Regions from separate parts of the Homo sapiens genome. Here region 1 is linked to region 2. A link is a contact called in ENCODE POLR2A ChIA-PET data. All regions are on one chromosome and are shown on one strand. Each heading gives the region's core, a stretch centred on a gene start or an enhancer-like site at or near the end of the contact. The rest is flanking DNA. Distances are from core to core; before and after follow the strand shown.

Region 1 (4,913 bases), core at 1,480-3,979, 280 kb after region 2:
TGATCCACCCACCTTGGCCTCCCAGAGTGCTGGGATTACAGGCGTGAGCCACCGCGCCCAGCCAGGGAAAGCACTTCTTAAATGTAGGTTCTTCTCTTGCATATGTCCACCAGGTTTCAGGTGGCGCACCATGCTCCACTGTAGGAAGGGTAGGAAGCACTCCAGTTTATGTCTGAGGCATCCGTATATATATATATTTTTTTGAGATGGTGTTTCGCTCTTGTTGCCCAGACTGGAGTCCAATGGCGCGATCTCGGCTCACTGCAACCTCTACCTCCTGGGTTCAAGTGATTCTCCTGCTTCAGCCTCCTGAGAAGCTGGGATTACAGGCGTCTGCCACCATGCCCGGCTAATTTTTTGTATTTTTAGTAGAGATGGGGTTTCACCAGGTTGGCCAGGCTGGTCTCAAACTCCTGAACTCAGGTGATTCGCCCGCCTCAGCCTCCCAAAGTGCTGGGATTACAGGCGAGAGCCACCGCGCCCAGCCGGCATCTGTATTTTTTTAAAGCCCCCCAGGTAATTCTAGTGAATAGGAAAGTTCGTATGAGTGTAGTTCTGCAGTAAGCTCTCGTCCCGAGGGCTCGCTACCAAGGCTGGCACTTGGCATGCACGGTGGTTCCTTAAATCCTCCAGCCTGGTTCTTCAGGCTTTGAAGCTAAGAATTCATGAGTCTTTGTCCCTGATGTACTTTCCATTTTGTTTTGATGACATTATTACTCCACATTTCGCTTTTATGTTATTTCCTTTTTTATATTTCTTAATGCAAGAAGCTCGCTGCATAAACGCTTCAGGCTTGAACAGTATGTTTAAGGAAGAAAAGCAGCCTAGAGGAATCACTTTCAAATGACTCCATTAGCCAGCCCAATCTCCTGGCCACGCTCGGTGAATTCTAAATCACTCGGGGGTGGGCAAGGGAAGATGTGAAGCAGCCGGGCAGGTATTGTTGAGTATTTCACTGCTAAGAATGTTAGAAGACAAAAGCACAGATAGATGGGGGGATTTAGAGAAATGTTGTCACTGTTTGGCCTAGAGCAGGAAAAAAGTACTGCTTTCCTCCTCTCCTGTGGAGGCTGTGGTCCAGGCCTAGGAACTGGTTTGCAGTATGGTACTGAGCACCCAGCCTGGCACTGCACGGTCTGGTGGAAACGTGAGAAGTGTCCTGTGGATCGTGTCTCAGGTGGCACCAGGTTTCTGTCAGCGCAGAAAGAGAACTGTTACCAAAGGTGACACTCGGGGAAAACATTTGAAGTATTTGAAGGCAGTCTTCTCTTGCTAGTTTTGAGTCAGGACACCTAAGGAACAATGATGTAATACACATGTAAACATGTTGCTTTTCATTTGTTGTCTTTTGTTGAGTTTCACTGGTCATTAACAATGAGCTAGATAAGCTACAGAGTCTGCAGCTCTGGGTAGATAGAAGATTCTGCCCTTGGAAGTGGTCGTTGTCCATCACTCCTAAAAATCACACTGAATAAAGGCAGCTCCATGTGTCCTGGGAAAGGCACAGGCTCTCTGGACGCTTACCTATCCTTTGTTTGTTTGTTTGTTTTGTTTTTACTTATAGTGGCCTTTGGTTTATCATTCATCTCTTTTGCTTTCTTAAACAGAATATGGTGCACCTGAAGATTGGGAACTCAAAACACAGCAACCACTTATGCTGAAAAACCAGCTACTAAGTAAGAATCTCAGATTCAAATAGTTTATTTGTATTTGAGTGCTTAGGTGCTGAAACAGTTAGTGTGTTTCTCTTAAGTGTGTACCTCTTAAGTACCTAAGTAAATGCCTTGAGTTTTAAATGAAAATTTTTTTTTTTTTTTTTGAGACAGAGTCTCCCTCTGTCTCCCAGGCTGGAGTGCAGTGGTGTGATCTCAGCTCATTGCAACCTCCGCCTCCCAGGTTCTAAGCGATTCTCCTGCCTCAGCCTCTGGAGTAGCTGGGACTACAGGCATACACAACCATGCCCGGCTAATTTTTTTTAATCGAGACGGAGTTTTGCTCTTGTTGCCCAGACTGGAGTGCAGTGGCACGATCTTGGCTCACCGCAACCTCCGCCTCCCGGGTTCAAGCGATTTTCGTGCCTTAGCCTCCCGAGTAGCTGGGATTACAGGCATGCGCCACCACACCCAGTTAATTTTGTATTTTTAGTAGAGATGGGGTTTCACCATGTTGGCCAGGCTGGTCTCAAACTCCTGACCTCAGGAGATCCACCCGCCTCGGCCTCCCAAAGTGCTAGGATTAGCGGCATGAGCTACCGCGCCCTGTCAAAGAAATGAATTCTTTAAAACATGTTTAAATTCTTATACATTTTTGTAACTCCTATGTTTTAAACTCATTTAATAGTGTTATAAATGTGGGAGGTATTGGAGTTGTGAACCAAATTGTGATTTGTGAATTTATGACTTGAAAACCTAGCCAAGCTGTAAGGAAAGAAGTACTAAGTGGGGAAAAGGGAAAGTATTGTCCAGCTATTTCTGTTGTTGTTAGCAATCCATGGAAGGATTAATAGAAAGAATTTTAAACATTGATTAGACCTGCCAATTTGCACTGAATACCTCTATCATTTGGCCATCTGTTGATGTGTGTGGATAATTTAAATCCATATAATAGTAGATATCAATTAGTCTTTTTCTTTGTTTCTCTTAAAGCACTGAAGATAAAATACCCTCATCAACTTGATCAGAAAGTCCTGGAGAAACAACTGCCGGGTAAGAAGAACCAGCCTGTCTTTTCCTTAAACTCTGAATCATCGGCCTAGGTATGAGTCAGCTAAAATTAAAACCTTTAACTCATGTCTCAAAGTGTGGACCTCAGAACTTACAGGTTTTCATTAGTCTTTTATATTCTAAAATACAATCAATCATGCTAATATCACTCCCCCATGCCCCCAAAAGTTCAGGTCTCCCCTAACTTTATCAGCTGAAAGCAGTTCTGTTAAAATTGGAAGCCCCTGCATATAATTACACACACACACACACACACATATATATATACACACACACACACAATTTTTTTTGAGACAGGGCCTCACTCTGTCACCCAGGTTGGAATGCAGTGGCACCAACTCAGCTCACGGCAGCCTCTGCTTCCTGGGCCCAAGCAATTCTCCAGCCTCAGCCTCCACGTAGCTGGGACTACACGTGCGAGCCACCAACGCCCAGCTAATTTTTGTATTTTTTGTAGAGATGGGTTTTCGCCATGTTGCCCAGGCTGGTCTCGAATTCCTGAGCTCAAAGCCATCCTCCTGCCTCAGCCTCCCAGTGTTGGAATTAATTACAGGCATGAGCCACTGCAGTTGGCCTAAGTTGTATTTTTAACCAAAAAACCTGAGACCTTGAATGGCATAGCCTTTTGGAAGCATTCCCCAAGCCTGCTGCTGTTTCCAGGGAGACTGTGACACTGGGTTTGGGGTCTGCTTCTCATCCCTTCATAAGAGAGGAGCTGTGTCCTGGTGAACCAAATTCTTACGGGAGGTTTGTGACTTTGCTTACATTCTACTTCTCCTGACTGATTAGGAGTCCCTGCAAAAACAATTCGCAGATGCTCTTTTAATGGACACCCTGAAATGGTTTTCTTTGAGAAAGCTACCTTAGAACTTAAAAAAATTGTGGTACTGGAACTGAATTACTTTTATTTGGAAAATAAATATGCTTGTGTCAATAAAGTAGATCAACATAACTTACCTTAAACTTTCACTCAAAAGAAAAATGAAATTATAGTCTATTTTTGAGTATGCCATGATACTGTGAATTCTCAAGATTAAACTTGATTCATAGCTAAATGCTAAAATATAAATAATTTAGAGCAGTGAGGATTTAAATAAATGAAATACACATCAGCTTAATGACTCTAGTACACTGGGTTTCTTTGCCCATCAGTGCAGTAAATTCACATTGATTTTTAAATTAGTTTCTATCAGATAAAGCAAGCTTATCATGGTATTGCTTATAGAAGGCCTTAGTTGTGTTCAAAGAAGTACCTTTCTGATTGATAACCATCCATTTAATTTACCACAACGTCTCCATTTTTATTTATTCACAATCCAGTTTCTACTCCTGTAATATGTAATTTGGCTACTGCTATATAATGGGTTAGAATTAGTGATTTCCCCCTTCATTATTCTGTTTTCAAACTTAGACAGACAGTAAAGGCCCTGGTGGAGACAGACTAGTCAAAGAGGGCCAGGACTGTTTTATTTTTGATATATTTTTTTCAGATGGGGTCTGGCTGTCACTCACGCTGGAGTGCAGTGGTGCCATCTCAGCTCACTGCAGGCTCCATCACCTTGATCCCGGGCTCAAGTGATCCTCCTACCTCAGCCTCCTGAGTAGCTGGGACTATAGGCACGAACCACCACACCCCGCTAATTTTTTTGATTTTTAGTAGAGATGAAGCCTCGCTATGTTGCTAAGGCTGGCCTCAAACTCCTGAGCTCAAGCAGTTCTCCTGTCATCACCTCCCAAAGTGCTGGGGTTATAGGTGTGAGCCACCATGCCTGGCAGGCCAGGACTTTCTGTGAATGTTTTTGGCCTTCGATGTCTTTGCGTGTTTCCTTTTGCCTTTGCAGATACATCAAATCAATTCATGGGAATGTTACCACTATAGAGTATTTGCTCAAGAATATTGTCATTAGACCTGTTTCGTTAAGCTTTCCTTTTCAGTCTTTCTCTGGAAGGCACTGAGGTAGACCTGCCAAGGCCTGCCGTCTGGGCATATGCCTGAATGCAGCCCTTGGCTGGGGGTGACAGTGCCGCCTTACCCTTCTCTACTTCCACACTGTACACCTGACTGGTATCCCAGGTCTTCTGAGATTCAGTTAGCCATTTTGGGAACACCCACTGCATTCATGCTGTTTTTATTAATCTTTGGGTAGCTAGCAGAGATTCGACTATCCATAGAAATTATATGTAAGAATT
Region 2 (5,253 bases), core at 2,265-4,764:
GAAGAGATTTCTCTCAGAGAATCCGGTAGCTTCAACAAGAAAAGCAGCCACGTGAAAGGTAACAGAGGACTCATAAGACAAAAGCTGCACTGCCCATTACATATGAGAGGTCAGGGTGGCCTCAGTGGGCACTGCTTCAGTGGCACAGTCAGGACGGAGAATAAAACCCACCACCACCAGAATCCAAGTGCGTGGAAGGGTGAACAGATCAAGAGAAGGGAGAGAGTACAAGAACAGACTACTTTTCTTAAAAGCTAGACTGAAGGGAAGGACTGTGGGAATGGTAGCAAACAGAGACATGCAATTACATGGGTTTTTTTTTTTGGCGGTTAGGGGGAATGTCCTTTTTAAAGATTAGAATCGTGAGCACGTCTATATTAGCAGAAAGAGGGATAAGGGCCAGGCGCGGTGGCTCACGCCTGTAATCCCAGCACTTTGGGAGGCCAAGGCGGGTGGATCACCTGAGGTCAGGAGTTCAAGGCCAGCCTGGCCAACATGGTGAAACCCCATCTCTACCAAAAAAATACAAAAATTAGCTGGGTGTGGTGGTGGGCGCCTGTAATCCCAGCTACTCAGGAGGCTGAGGCAGGAGAATCGCTTGAACCCAGAGGCGGAGGTTGCAGTGAGCAAAAATTGCACTGTTGCTCTCCAGCCTGGGCGACAACAGTGAAACGCCATCTCAAAACAAAAAAAAAAAACAAAAAAAAACGAGGGATAAGGGAAAGAGGCGAACGTGGATGGATCTGACGGCACAGTCCCTAAAAAGGCAGAACATATGTGGTACACACAGCACCCAGGTGGTTGAGTTAATCTTGGACAAGAGGGAAGACACTCTGCTCTAAGAAAGAGGGGAAGAAATATGGCTGTGTACAGATGCATTAAGTTTAAATAGGACAAAAAGTAGCAGTTCCCAACTGTCAGTGATTAACAGCTCCAGAACTGGTACAAAGGTCTTCAGTTGAAATGAGAAAAGGGAAAAGGAAATAAGGGGCTTGAGGAGAGTGGCAAAGAAGAGAGGAATGAAGACTGTTAGCTAGGTACACGTGATGGGATCACTATTTGCATCTTGATTCAAATACACTGTTAAACAACGTTATGCTGGCCGGGCATGGTGGGTCATGCCTGTAATCCTAGCACTTGGGGAGACGGAGGTAGGAGGATGGTTTGAGCCCAGGAGTTCAGGACTAGCCTGGGCAACATAGCAAGACCCTGTTTCTATTTTTTTACTAAAAAAAAAAAAAAAATGCTGACTGGATCACTTGAGTCCAGCAGTTTGCGACCAGCCTGGGCAACATGGCAAAATCCCGTCTCTACAAAACATACAAAAATTAGCTGGGCATGGTGGGGCATGCCTATAGTCTAAGCAACACAGGAGGCTGAGGTGGGCGGCTGGATTGAGTCTGGGAAGCAAAGATTGCAGTGAGCCGCAATCGCACCACTGCACTCCAACCTGGGTGACAGAGCCAGACCTTGTCTCAAAAAAAAAAAAAAAAAGTTAATGAGGGAAATGAATAAATTTAAGAACACCAAACTCGGCCAGGTGTGATGGCTCACGTATGTAATCCCAGCACCTTGGGAGGCGGAGGCAAGTGGATCATGAGGTCAAGAGTTCGAGACCAGACTGGTCAATATGGTGACACCCCGTCTCTACTAAGAATACAAAAATCAGCTGGGTGTGATGGCGCGCCCATAGTCCCAGCTGCTCAGTAGGCTGAGGCAGAAGAATCACTTGAACCCAGGAGGCGGAGGTTGCAGTGAGTCAAGATTGCGCCACTGCACTCCAGCCTTGGCGACAGAGTGAGACTCCAGCTCAAAAAAAAAAAAAAAAATTTTTTTTTTAAAAAGCAAACCAGGCCAGGTGCAGTGGCTCATGCCTATAATCCCTGCACTTTAGGAGGCTGAGGTGGGTGGATCACCTGAGGTCAGGAGTTCAAGACCAACCTGGCCAACATGATGAAACTCTGTCTCTACTAAAAACACAAAAAATTAACCGGGCATGGTGGCACCTGTAATCTCAGCTCCACGGGAGGCCTGAGGCAGGAAAAATCACTTAAACCCGGGAGGTGGAGGTTGCAGTGAGCTGAGATCAGGCCACTGCACTCCAGTCTGGACAAAAAGAGCAAAACTCCGTCTCAAAAAAAAAAAAAGAAACGCAAACCAAATTCTTTTATATACATGCTGAAATATTTATAGATGAAACATAAATTTTCATTTTGCTTCCAAATAATGAGGTGGTAGCTGGGCGAGGTGGCTCACACCTGTAATCTCAACACTTTCGGAGGCCGAGGTGGGCAGATCGCTTGAGGTCAGGAGTTCCAGACCTGCCTGGCCAACATGGTGAAACCCTGTCTCCACTAAAAATACAAAAATTAGCTGGGCATGGTGACGCAGGCCTGTAGTCCCACCTACTCAGGGCCGAGGCAGGAGAATCGCTTGAACCTGGGAAGCGGAGGTTGCAGTGAGCTGAGATCACTGCACTCTACTGCAGCCTGGGCGTGGCATCAAGACTCCATCTCAAAACAAACAAAAACAAATAATGAGGGGGTATATGAGTGGGGTAAAAATACAAAAAGGTTAGCCAAATATTAGTAATTGCTGATGCTGAGTACACGGGGTTTCTTAGCCTTTTCAACTTTTCTATATGTACTGGATTTTCCATAATAAAAGTTTTGAAAGAAAGTAGAAATATGAAATAAAACTGACGAATATTCCAAGTATAGGAATGTTAATTTACCATCTAATTTCTTTAACATCAAATAAGAGAATTTTACCAACCTGTCTGCCAACTTTTTTTCTGCGTTAGTGTGTTTCTTCTTCGCTTTCACTTTTTTGGCAGGTTCTTGCGAAAGTGGTCTTTCAATCTGGGATGTACTTTCTTCCTCCTCATTCCGTTTCGTTTTTTTGATGGTTTGCTTTTTAAAAGTTTGAAGTTATATTTGAGACCCCATACTTCTAGAATTCTGACCCTAAGCCATAATTCAGTCTTTCTAAATGAGAATCTCTTCTCTCTCACTGGTATGTAAGAGTCATGAAAGGTTACTTAAAATGAATCCTGTCTGCCCCCTTTAGAAATCACGCTTCACGCGGTAGGTAAGAAGATTGCTTTGTATGTAAGTGGTTCTAACGAGCTATTCGGGAAGAAAGCCCAGTGACTTACTTTAGGCACAGGCACGTACACGGGTTGAATCTGGGGCTCCAGAGAACTGAAGAGGGACGCCAGCCGACCGGTGCCACCTCTGGAATGGTGTTCGCCGCGAAATAAGCTACTGGCGACCTGTCCAAGCCTGTAGTCTTCCGGCGGACTCCCGCGAACGCCGTCGTCAGGATTCTCTCTAGAAATGGACGACAGAAACTCAGCCACGCCACGCACCACCGCTTCGCCAGCACGAGGGAACGTACAACATCCCTCCCCAGGTACTCGTGCCGCGCGCCACTCACCCCTCCTGGACACTTCTCTTTCTCTTCCGTTTGCTCATCCCTTCCAAGGCCATTCTTACTCCAAAGACTCCCAGACTGCAGCTGCGCGCCAGCTCGCACTTCCGGGTTCCGGGCACTTCCGCTCTCTGGCCACGCCCCCTCCCCTCCGGCAGTCGGCCGCCGGGCGGCGGCGAAGGGAGGCGCTGGGTGAGGGAGCAGGTTTGTCGCCGTCGGTTGGTGGTCCTCGCCGTTTCAGAAAAGCCTCATTTTGGGAGTGAAGGACGTCTTCTGGGAGTGGTTGAAGCCTGCAGTGTGAAGAATCAGCCAGGCTAGGAGCGGGGTGTCCACCCAAGCCGAGAGAGAAACACGTAGAATACTGACTTGTTGAAAAGGAGGGAGGGAGGTTTGGCAAGAAATGCGGTTAGGGGTGAACGCAGTGGGGTGTTTACAATTTGCTAATCGCTGTGAAGAGTACAAAGGAATTCTTTGTACTCTTCTTGCAACTTGTCTGAAACATGACATTATTCCAAAATAAAAACCACAACTCTAACGAGTCACGTCAACATACAATTCGAAAGATTGTAATGCGGACCTGCTATTCTACCTGGAAAAGTAGATACTTGGCATTCAAAACGCTTCAAGGTGTTCTCAGCCCGTCTTCCCAGACTCATCTCCCTCCAGCCCCTGACATTCTAGCCTGCTTTCTCCACTGCCTCTACAGTTGTTATTCCTGTCCCCTCTGTTGTAATTGCCCTCCTCTTTCCCCTTCTGCAAAATAATGTCCATCCTTCAAGGCCTACCTCAGATACTGTCTAACTTAGTATTTCTTTGCAGCCAGGTGCGGTGGCTCGCCTGTAATCCTAACACATTTGGAGGCCGAAGTGGGAGGATTGCGTGAGGACTAGGAGTTTGAACCAGCCTGGTCGATCTAGCGAGACTTATTCTCTACAGAAAAGAAATTAGACGGGCACCTTCGCGCTCGGCGCCTGTAGTCCCAGCACTTTGAGAGGCTCGGGCAAGAGGATCCCTTGAGCCCTGGAAGGTCGAGGCTGCAGTAAGCTGTGATCGCATCACTACACTCCAGCCTAAGCGGCAGACCCTGGCTCAAAAAAAAAAAAAAAAAAATTCTTTGCTATTTACAATAGGGATATTTTCCCAAGCCCCCATGGTACTTACTATAATCATTTTTGGTCTGCTTTAGTGTTAGTTACAGTCTCTTTAGATGTAAAGGCAAGACAGTAAGGATTATGTTTTATTCATCATGTATGCTGTGTCTCTATTAGCTGTACATAGTGAATATTTGTTAAATTGACTCTCAGGGTAATAAAAGATTACTAGTTAAATCATCCAATAGTTTGAGTGGCAAAATAGGATTTGACTTTGTTCTTATTTTCTTTCAGACAAGGTGTTGCTCTGTCACCCAGACTGGAGTGTAGTGGTGAGATCACGGCGCACTGCAGCCTTGACTTCCTGGGCTCAAGCCATCCTCCCACCACGGAGTAGCTGGAACTGCAAGCAGCAGCACCATGCCCAGCTAATTTTTTTTTTTTTTTTGGAGACAGAGTCTCGCTCTGTCGCCCAGGCTGGACTGCAGTGGCGCGATCTCAGCTCACTGCAACCTCCGCCTCCCGGGTTCAAGTGAGTCTCCTGCCTCAGCCTCCCAAGTAGCTGGGATTACAGGTGCATGCCACCATGCCCAGCTAATTTTTGTATTTTTTTAGTAGAGACCGGGTTTCACCATGTTAGCCAGGCTGGTCTCGAACCCCTGACCTTGTGATCCGCCCACCTCAGCCTCCCAAAGTGCTGGGAGTACAGGTGTGAGCCACCGCGCCTGGC

The links. ChIA-PET counts read pairs that join two places held with the same protein, here RNA polymerase II (POLR2A).
Region 1: POLR2A ChIA-PET joins it to region 2 with 17 read pairs in OCI-LY7. The contact joins the enhancer-like site here to the promoter of RBM34 in region 2. POLR2A ChIA-PET finds 5 or more read pairs at or near these places in 7 of 52 experiments (A549, HEK293, MCF 10A and 4 more).

What each region holds. Positions count from the first base shown.
Region 1 is chr1:235,440,207-235,445,119 of GRCh38, forward strand. It overlaps TBCE (tubulin folding cofactor E), which reads left to right. Exons shown (of 17, transcript NM_003193.5): 14 at 1,608-1,676; 15 at 2,646-2,705. It also overlaps a transcript of B3GALNT2 not described here. Among named protein-coding and RNA genes, the nearest start is that of B3GALNT2, 62 kb to the right of the region's middle. RefSeq lists an enhancer at 2,025-3,224. Within about 2 kb of position 2,730, at least 5 of the 41 ENCODE cell types and tissues checked have a DNase peak (open chromatin) inside an H3K27ac peak, as active enhancers do.
Region 2 is chr1:235,157,736-235,162,988 of GRCh38, forward strand. It overlaps RBM34 (RNA binding motif protein 34), which reads right to left and starts at 3,515. Exons shown (of 11, transcript NM_015014.4): 1 at 3,439-3,515; 2 at 3,158-3,332; 3 at 2,776-2,912. The coding sequence starts at 3,491. RefSeq lists enhancers at 1,878-2,482, 2,769-3,968, 3,670-3,849.